Regions from separate parts of the Homo sapiens genome. Here region 2 is linked to region 1. Evidence: chromatin loops called from intact Hi-C (ENCODE). Cell type or tissue: GM12878. All regions are shown on one strand. Region 1 overlaps MREG (melanoregulin). Region 2 overlaps MREG (melanoregulin).

Region 1 (5,000 bases):
AAAATCCCAAGTTTCTTGATTCCTGGGCAATGTCTCCTTCACCACCATATCTCAGCAACATTCTTTTTTATTCATTTTCCTTTGATAGGATGAATCTGTCACAAATTCAACTTTATCAACTGATTAAAGTTCTTTATCAGTCCTATGTAAAGGAGGCCATCATGTTGTTCCAATACAGAACTTGAATCTTTTAGGAGCATTGGGGTCTTTATTGAGATAAGTGTGCCTTTAAAATGTCATAGAAATTTGTCTTTAAGGAGGCTTGTCACTATAGAGCAGTCATTTTATAGAGTATACCTTTTACTGTTTCTTAGCAAAGACATTAACCACACAGCTATCCTAATGCACAGCCCAAAAGAACATCATTCTAAATGCTCAATTTAGGACTCAAGTTATATGATATTTTGACTCCTCTAACTGAAAATGTTTCAATGATGCCATTATTTCTCTACTAAGTTCTGTACAAGGCTTGCCTTGTTGATTGGCAATCAACTCATGACTGTTTAAGAAAAACCAATTTAGCTGCCATTCGCAAATGTTTATAGATACCACTTGGAAAAAGAAAAGCTAGCAAAACAAACTGTGTTTTGTTACGACGGCATTTTAGATCTTGAATCTGAGGATATGCCATCAGCAGGGCATGGGCTTTCAGCTATTTTCTAGAAGTCAGGAAGTGGCAAGTTTGAACAATTTCTCCTGGTCCTCTTTTATTTTACCAAAGGCATGTTGAACGTGCATGTGCACATGTGCATGGTGATTGGGGTCAGGGACAAAATCTGTGACCTTGGAAGAGGGCAAAGTTAACTAAGTCATATAAGAAATATGCAACCCTAGCCACATCTTTAGCATCATGTTAAGGCATACCTATCTAATCCCTCACAGACTATATAAGTTGTAAGGGAAAAAACTCAAGTACTGCTGTCTTCATTGGAAGGGCCTTATTATACTTACTTGGCCACTCAGTATAGCATATTGGAAAATACTGTGGGTGCTGAGCCTGAGTGTCTGGGTTTGAATCCCAGCTCTGTTATTTACTAACAGCCTGACTTCAGGGAAGTTCTTAACCTCACTGTTCCTCAATTGCCTCATCTGCAATATGGGGATAATAAAACTACCTACCTACCTCATTGGCTTATTGTGAGGATCAAATGAGTTAATACAAGTCCTTAAAATGGAGGTTGGTCCACATGCTCCTCCAAATCAGTGTAGCACAATTAAGAAACAATCCTAGGTCAAGGACGCTGGCTCACACCTCTAATCCCAGCATTTTGGAACACAGAGGTGAGCAGATCACTTGAGGTCAGGAGTTCGATACCAGCCTGGCCAGCATGGCAAAACCCTGTCTCTACTACTACTACTACTACTACTACTACTACTACTACTACTACTACTACTACTAATAATAATAATAATAATACAAAAATTAGCTGGAGGTGGTGGCACACACCTGTAATCCCAGCTACTCAGGAGGCTGAGGCAGGAGAATCACTTCAACTCAGGAGGCAGAGGTTGCAGTGCGCAGAGATCGCACCACTGCACTTCGGCCTGGGTGAGAGTGAGACTTTGTCTTAAAAAAAAAAAAAAGAGGGCCAGGCATGCTGGCTCATGCCTATAATCCCAGCACTTTGGGAGGCTGAGGCGGGTGGATCACTTGAGGTCAGGAGTTTGAGACCAGCCTAGTCACTACGGTGAAACCCCGTCTCTACTAAAAATACAAAAAATTTGCCGGGTGTGGTGGTGTGTGCCTGTGGTCCCAGCTACTCAGGAGGCTGAGGCAGGAGAATTGCTTGAACCCGGGAGGCAGAGGTTGCAGTGAGCCGAGATCACGCCTGTGCACTCCAGCCTGGGCAACAGAGCAAGACTCTGTCTCAAAAAAAAAAAAAAAATCCTCCAGGACTCAGAATTATTTCTACTATGAGCATGGAGGCCATGATACATTACATTATGCAGTATGCAATTTGTGAGGACCTCCAGAAGAAAAATTGCTCTGCTCTAAGTACTAGATGGTTTTATCTTTCCTAAAAATTATTTCATCTTTCTGGATGTTGTAAATTTTATAACTGATCCATTTCCACTTGTGCCTGAAAATTTCAAGTCCTTTCATGAAAAAATATATACATACAGGATTTCACAAGCATTTTTGAATTACTTCAATTTCTGGCTACTTGTTATGACTTTATTCATATTTTCCTCTTTCTTTCCTGTCTTATTCTAGTTTATCTTATCTCACTATACTTTTATGTAAGTTGCCTTAACTCCTTTTAGATAAAAAGATGACAATAAAATAAACAAAATATTAGGCAGAGCTACACTGTGCTTATTCTCAGTGAAAATGACCCTGCTTTCTGGACTTCATGAAAAGTGACCAGATTGTTAGTCACACTTGATTAGAGACCCACTCAATCAATCCAAGGATGAGTTGCCTCGTATGTTCACACAACTTTAACTTATGAAACAAACCACTAGGTGGCTTCTCCAACTTGCAATTAAAGGTCTCTGACAATTTTTTTTAGCTCCTTAGGCTGATGTCTTAGGCCTTGTTCTAAATGCAGCCAAATCTCTGTTTTTCAGAGACTCATTCATCATTGGATCATCCAGGCTTTGGACTTTTAAAACATCCTTCCCTTCCTGCTGTCCATCGATTAGTCATTTTGCTATTCCTAAATATCTACAATGAATGTTATACGAATTCATTCAGTTTCAGTGTCTGTTACTCTGATAAAACATTTAATGGGGAAGCAACACATAACTAATAATCAATATGAGATTAAAGATCTGCTAAGGATGGATCCATAGTTGATGCATCTTTGGATCCCACCTTCCCCTACCATGGTTTGGGGACAGCTTGCACATGACAGGTGGTTGTTAAAATTAGTTCAATGAAACTATGGATGTCATACTTCCATATTATTACTGTCTTCTTTTGACAGAATAGTCATGAATAATTATACATGAAAGTATCTGGAAATTTTATGCAAAATTTAAAGCTCTAAAACCAGTAGAAGCATTGACAGGGTTTTAACTAAGAATAGACACTTGATTACATAATTGGTAAGAGGAGAATCTGGATTCCTCTTAAACATGTGACTCCAAAGAATTGGATCTTGATATGGTTTGGCTCTGTGTCCCCACCCAAATCTCATGTCGAATTGTAATCCCCATGTGTTGAAGGAGGGGCCTGGTGGGAGGTGACTGGATCATAGAGGTGGTTTCTAATGGTTTAGCACCATCCACCTGGTGCTGTCTCGTGATAGAGTTTTCACAAGATCTGGTTGTTTGAAAGCATGTAGCGCTTCCCCCTTCTCTCTCTCTCTCTCTGTCTCTTTCTCTCTCTCTCTCTCCTGCCACCGTGTGAAGAAGGTGCTTTCTTCCCCTTCGCCCTTTTGCCATGAGTGTAAGTTTCCTGAGGCCTCCCAGCCATGCTTCCTGTACAGCCTGTGGAACTGTGAGTCAATTAAACCTCTTTTCTTCATAAATTACCCAGCCTCAGGTGGTTCTTTATAGCAGTGTGAGAACAAGCTAATACAGATCGAAATGCAGCAAATGAAAAATAGTGATGTAAAAAATGTTATCCAATTACATCTCTCCATAACTAAAGAAACTAACTCCGCTACTCCCTGGCGTTAGAGCAAGTCTTCCGATGTCCCTCTCCAATTTTTAAATTGTAATGATTTATCTTTTAAGCTTGAAACAAATAATTTGAAAACAACAGTTAAAAGTCAATTACATATTCTTCCCAAGTGACTTCAATGCAATTCTACCAGACATCAAAAGTTAAAGTCTTATTTTCTAAAGTAATATTTTATTTGTTTTTCCTTAATTTCTGAAATAATATATTGTGGTCAATGTGATGCCGTGGCCCTGAACTTTAACAATGGGTCAATTAGCAAAGGTGTAGCAAAAGAAAACATACTGAGCTAATTTCATAAGATACCTGAGAACAAGTCAAAACTGAAATCAATAACTGAAGATGTTTATAGCTGAATTCTTGGGGTTTTTTTCCTCGTCAGTTGTTGGCCAAATCAGATTAGGGCTGCTAGATAAGAAGGTTGAGGCAACAAGATGAAAGGCAGAAAGAACTCAATGTCCTGCCACCATCAATGGCTAATTCTCCTCCAGCTTTCAATCCCCGGGAGCTGACCTTGACCTTGAGTCCTGATTTAAGCTCCTCAGATCACTTTCTCATGCATAAAACTAAAACAACATTTGATTCTTTAACCAGCATTTCCCCATTTCCCCCACCCTCTATCCCCTGGCAACGACTGTTCTACTCTGCTTCTACGGGTTTGACTTTTTTAGATTCCACATATAAGTGAGATCATGCAGTAATTGTCTCTCTGCGCTTGGCTTATTGCACTCAACACAATGACCTCTAGGTTCATCCATGTCGTCACAAGTGGCAGGATTTCCTTCTTTGTTAAGACTGAATAGCATTCCATTGCAATATATTTACCAAATTATCTTTATCCATTCATTCATCCATAAACACTTAAGTTGTTTCCATATCTTGGCTATTGTGAATCATGCTGCAATGAACATGGGGGTACAGATATACATCCCCATAGTGTATATATGGTGACTATAGTTAATAATACTGTATTGCTTACTTGGAATTCAATATGATTTTAAGTGTCGTTACTGCACACGTGAACGCGCACACACACACACAGACGGTAATGGATGTGTTAATTAATTTGACTGCGGCAATCACCACACAATGTATATGTATATCAAAGCTTCATGTTGTATATCTTGAATATATATAATTTTCACTTGTCAATTAAATATTTTAAAATTAAAACACAACATCTGATTCTCATCTGTATTACTGAGTTTGTAGATAAATGGGATTGTTTAAAAGTACTTTTTATTTCTTATAAAAAAGGGGACTTATACACTTAAAGAAATATGTTCTAACAATAATTTACATATATTTTAAACCATCTTAAACTCTTAGCAACAACTTCAAAAGAGATCAATTTATTTTTAATTATAAAAAT
Region 2 (5,000 bases), 57 kb after region 1:
GACCAACCTATTTAAAATTGCAAACATGCTCCCTCCCTTGCTCTACTTTTGTTTCCTACACACTTATTTATCTCCTAGTTTACTTATTATGTTTCCTGTTTATTGGGCTCCCCAACACTACCGCCACCACCACTAGAACAAAAGCCACGAGGACAGGGATCTGTATCTACTTTGCTCAGTGATGTATCTCAAGTACTTAAAACAGTGCCTAACAGGAGAATCACTTGAACCCGGGAGGCGGAGGTTGCAGTGAGCAGAGATAATGCCAATGCACTCCAGCCTAAACGACAGAGTTAGACTCTGCCTCAAAAAAAACAAAAAAACAAACAAAAAAAAAAAACCTGTGCCTGGCACATAGTAAATGCTCAATAAATATTTGCTGAACCAATGCACTCTTGTTTCCCAAGTTCACAGGGCTCTAAACTGTAGAGATGAGTATGACTCTGTGTCTTCAAGCTCACAGACAAGCTCCTAACATTTTTTTTAGCTGTTTAAATTTATGAAAATTGGCCTTACAGTCTTGTGGGAGGAAGCAGATGATAAGCACATATGTTTACGCCATGTGACATTCAGAACTGTAAAGAAATACATAGTGAGTAAGGGACACAGTGAAGGGTGGGGCACTGTTTTAAGAGAGTGGTCAGGGTAGAATGTTCTGATAAAATGACTTTGAGAAGAGATCTAAATAAAGTGAAGGAGTTATCCACACAGAAAACTAGAGAAAGAGTCTTCAAGGCAGGGCAGGCAGAAAGTGCAGAGGCGCTGAGGCAGGGGTGTGGGTGGTATATTTGAGGAACCAGGGGAAGCCAGTATGACTGAGAGATGAATAATTAATTTCACCTTATATGCTGACTTTAAACCATACTTAATAGCCCAAAACTGGAAACCACCCAAAAGTCCACCAAGAGTAGAATAGGGGAACAAAATGGAATACAGTCTAAAGCAATAAGGACCATGAACAAGGCTACATACAACAACACGGAGGAATCTCACAAAGCTCCACCAACAAAGTGAGTTCTATGAGAACACACAGTTTGATCCCATTTATGCAAAGTTTAAAGGCAGGCAAAACAAAAGTACATCTTTAAGGTGCACACATAGGTGGGAAAGCTAGAAGTCTAGACATGATCAAGGAGGAGATAAGGGGCTGGCAATAGCTATCTCTTGCCATGGAGGTGGTTACACGAGTATTCACTTTCTAGTTATTCTTTTTTTTTTTTTTTTTTTTTTTTTGAGACAGGTTCTAGCTCTGTCACCCAGGCTGGAGTGCAGTGGCACAGTCTTGGCTCACTGCAGCCTCTGCTTCCCAGCTTCAAGTGATTCTTCTTCCTCAGCCTCCAGAGTAGCTGGGATTATAAGTGCCGCCACCACACCAAGCTAATTTTTTTGTAGTTTGAGTAGACACAGGGTTTCACCATGTTGGCCAGGCTGGTCTCAAACCCCTGACCTCAAGTGATGCACCTGCCTCGGCCTCCCAAAGTGTTGGGATTACAGGTGTGAGCCAACCATGCCCAGCCTATAGTTATTCTTTATACTGAACATATTTGTGTATGTTTTTTGTCTGTAATATCACACATTGGAACACAAGTTTTTAAAAGATTTTTGTAAAAAAAAAAAAAAAAAAAGCTAAGTAAGAGCCAATTCAGGACAGTGTCAAACAGTTCAGGGGTTCTTTTGTTGCACACTATGTCACCAAAATTATTTCCTAAAAGGGCACAAAAGAATAGAGTGCATGGTATATAACTGTCACAAAACAAAGATTTATTAACCAGACTAAAATGACTTCAGGTGCTAACAGAATAAACTATTTTACCCAGCATTTAAGCAGAGTTTATACTTTTTAAACATAGGTGGTGTAGTGATAAAATCACTTCAAGAGTCTAGAGAATAAAAAGTTGCAAGAAACTCTCACATGATGTGTAGGAGAAAGAAATTTCATCTTCTCGGGAACTTCCAATGGCACTATGACTAATGCAAGTCACAAAAAGAGAAGAGGGACGCTGTGGCTTGCCGGGGAAGAAAACCTTTAAAAGTCATCCTTGTGAATTTTGGACAGCTGACTTCTTATAAAGAGCTTCCCTCCTACGCGTTGGGCCTAAAGCCCAGTCCCTGGGACAGCACTCATGCACCTCTGGCCCTCCCCTATCACTCCCCTGTCTTTCAAGAAGGCAAAAGCACCAGCCTTGCAATGGGAATCTTCCAGCCAGGGCACTTTCCTTCAGTAAAAACCCTTTGTGCCCCTGCAGGCACTTCCTGTGAATCATTGTCCGGCCCCGGAGCTACCGGCTTTGCAAACTGCAGGTTTCTGCAGGAAGCCACAGATGAGGTGTGCCAATCTGCCCAATCTGCTCAGAGACCTGGCTCCGGAAAACCCAATAGTATGTGCTGGGAAAAAAGTCAGGCCATCTGGGCCCCGGTCTGAGAAATCTCACTGACATAAACGTACTCGTCAACTTTCTAAAAGCCCTTCCAATGGGGAGAAGATGATTTGGTCAGCTCCAAGGTCATGTGAGTCCACACCGTAAAATGAAAAACCCTACAAATGTAAAAGATTATTATACTTCTAGAGTTGGTGGTGATTCCCTTTTACATGTTGTGAGCCCTCCCTTACCCCCACCCTTCTTTCCCACTGGCACCTGGTTTCCCTAGCTTCAATGCAGGAAAAGACCCAGTGTTTCTGGACCCTGGGCTATAACAATTCAGGGAAAGATTCAAACTCCAAACACAACTTCTAACACACACCACGTAAGCAGCTAGTTCCATACCTCTCTGCACACCAGAAGGGCTCTGCTCTTTCTATGGCATTGAAATCTACTAGCATATGAATCCCAGTTCGACCACGTGTGCCTCTAAGCAAGTTACTGAAGTTCTCTGTGTCTCAGTCTCCTCAATGGCCAACTGGGGATGGTGGACATAATTACAGCCAATCTTCATTATTTGGAGATTCTGCATTTGCAAATTCGCCCACTCGTCAAAATTTACCTGTAACCCCAAAATCAATACTAGTGATGTTTCCAAGGACATTCATGAACATGCCTAGAGTGACAAAAAATTTAGAGTTGCCTGAGACGCACAGCCCCAGCCGAGGTCAAAAGGCAACACTCAGGCTTCTTGGTTCAGCTCTCAGATTGGAAACAAGCGTCCTTTTTGTGATCACTTAGCAACATTTTATTTATTTATTTATTTATTTATTTATTTATTTATTTATTTTGAGATGGAGTCTCGCTCTGTCACCCAGGCTGGAGTGCAGTATCTCAATCTTGGCTCACTGCAACCTCCGCCTCCCAGATTCGAGTGATTCTCCTGTCTCAGCCTCCAGAGTAGCTGGGATTACAGGCATGTGCCACCACGCCCAGCTAATTTTTGTATTTTTAGTAGAGATGGGGTTTCACCACGTTGGCCAGGCTGGTCTCATACTGCTGACCTCAAGTGATCCACCTGTCTTGGTCTTCCGAAGTGCTGGGATTACAGGTGTGAGCCACTGCACCCAACCCCCACTTAGCGGCTTTTTTTTTGCATTTTTGTACTTTTAGCTGGCAATTTCACTGTTTAGAATATCTCCCAAAGTGTAGTGCTGAAGTGCTAACATACATGTTGGATAAGCTTCACTCCAACCTGAGATATAGGGTGTTGGCCATGAGTTCAATGTTGATAGAGCAACAATATATATTAAATAAGGTGTCTTTAGGCAGAAACACATAAAAAAAGTTATGCATTGATTGGTTGACAGGGATCTAATCCTGCCATCGGCTCACAGGAACCTAACTCTGTATTTCCCCTAGGAACAATGGTTCAGTATTCACTAATTCAGTGTTCAAGCGACTTTACAGAACCTAACTACCACAGACAACAAGAATCAGCTGTGCTTCATAGGGCTATGGTGGGGATTTCATTAACAGATATAGAAGAAATGGTTTAGTTTGAGTCACGCCGCTTGGGGCAGAGACTGAGTTGAAGAGGAAAGTGTCTCTGACAAGGAAGTTCATCTTCCCTGCCCTCATGCTCCTGATCCTGTACAGATTGGGCTTAGTGCTTGTGACAGACTAGGCACTGTTGTAAATGCTTTGTATCTGTGGGCCATTCAGGAAAATTCAATTTGTAACAATTGTTACTCTCTAATTTCTATTAGCTGTTAATAACTGATAATCAAACATCGTTACATCTGTCTGATTTTTCAACAGCAAAAGAAGAAATGGAAAGAATGAACAACAATAGCTATGATTTTATGTGTGGCTCTCTCTTAAGCCACCCAAGTGGACCATATAATGAGCTTCCAAATCTGTTTTGCTCCTTGTTCATCTGGATGCCCACCTGCAGCTTCCATTCATGATAACAAACTTGATGCCCTCTGCAGGCAATGAATGGACAGACGTCACTGTTTTATTTTTCTACAGTGCCTGAATTCCTGGGAGGGAAAGTAAAATAAAATCTCAGTTTGCTCTAGATGACTGTTTTGTGCCCACACAAAGGACCATTCTAAAAAGGAATTGATCAGGACCTTCGGGTGTGGGCCAAATTCAAAACAAATTGAATTTTCCTGAATGGCCCACAGATACAAAGCATTTACAACAGTGCCTAGTCTGTCACAAGCACTAAGCCCAATCTGTACAGGATCAGGAGCATGAGGGCAGGGAAGATGAACTTCCTTGTCAGAGACACTTTCCTCTTCAACTCAGTCTCTGCCCCAAGCGGCGTGACTCAAACTAAACCATTTCTGCTATATCTGTTAATGAAATCCCCACCATAGCCCTATGAAGCACAGCTGATTCTTGTTGTCTGTGGTAGTTAGGTTCTGTAAAGTCGCTTGAACACTGAATTAGTGAATACTGAACCATTGTTCCTAGGGGAAATACAGAGTTAGGTTCCTGTGAGCCGATGGCAGGATTAGATCCCTGTCAACCAATCAATACATAACTTTGTTTTATGTGTTTCTGCCTAAAGACACCTTATTTAATATATATTGTTGCTCTATCAACATTGAACTCATGGCCAACACCCTA

What was found. Peaks named below come from ENCODE experiments on the same cell type or tissue, not always from the same donor. Only the 100,000 strongest peaks of a DNase experiment are listed, where the experiment ranks them.
Region 2: it touches region 1 in a loop (3-fold over the local background); 23 of 110 quality-filtered maps call a loop at or near these places.

Annotation. Positions count from the first base shown.
Region 1 is chr2:215,947,691-215,952,690 of GRCh38, forward strand. All of the region lies in intron 2 of MREG (melanoregulin), which reads right to left. Among named protein-coding and RNA genes, the nearest start is that of MREG, 63 kb to the right of the region's middle. In GM12878, a CTCF peak has its summit at 2,453; a DNase peak (open chromatin) is centred at 2,412.
Region 2 is chr2:216,004,237-216,009,236 of GRCh38, forward strand. The region is part of intron 1 of MREG (melanoregulin); the gene reads right to left. Among named protein-coding and RNA genes, the nearest start is that of MREG, 6.8 kb to the right of the region's middle. RefSeq lists enhancers at 680-799, 810-959, 1,876-1,925, 2,516-2,565. In GM12878, a CTCF peak has its summit at 4,341 (motif pointing left); DNase peaks (open chromatin) are centred at 905 and 2,185; H3K4me3 peaks cover 3,184 bases; H3K27ac peaks cover 4,740 bases.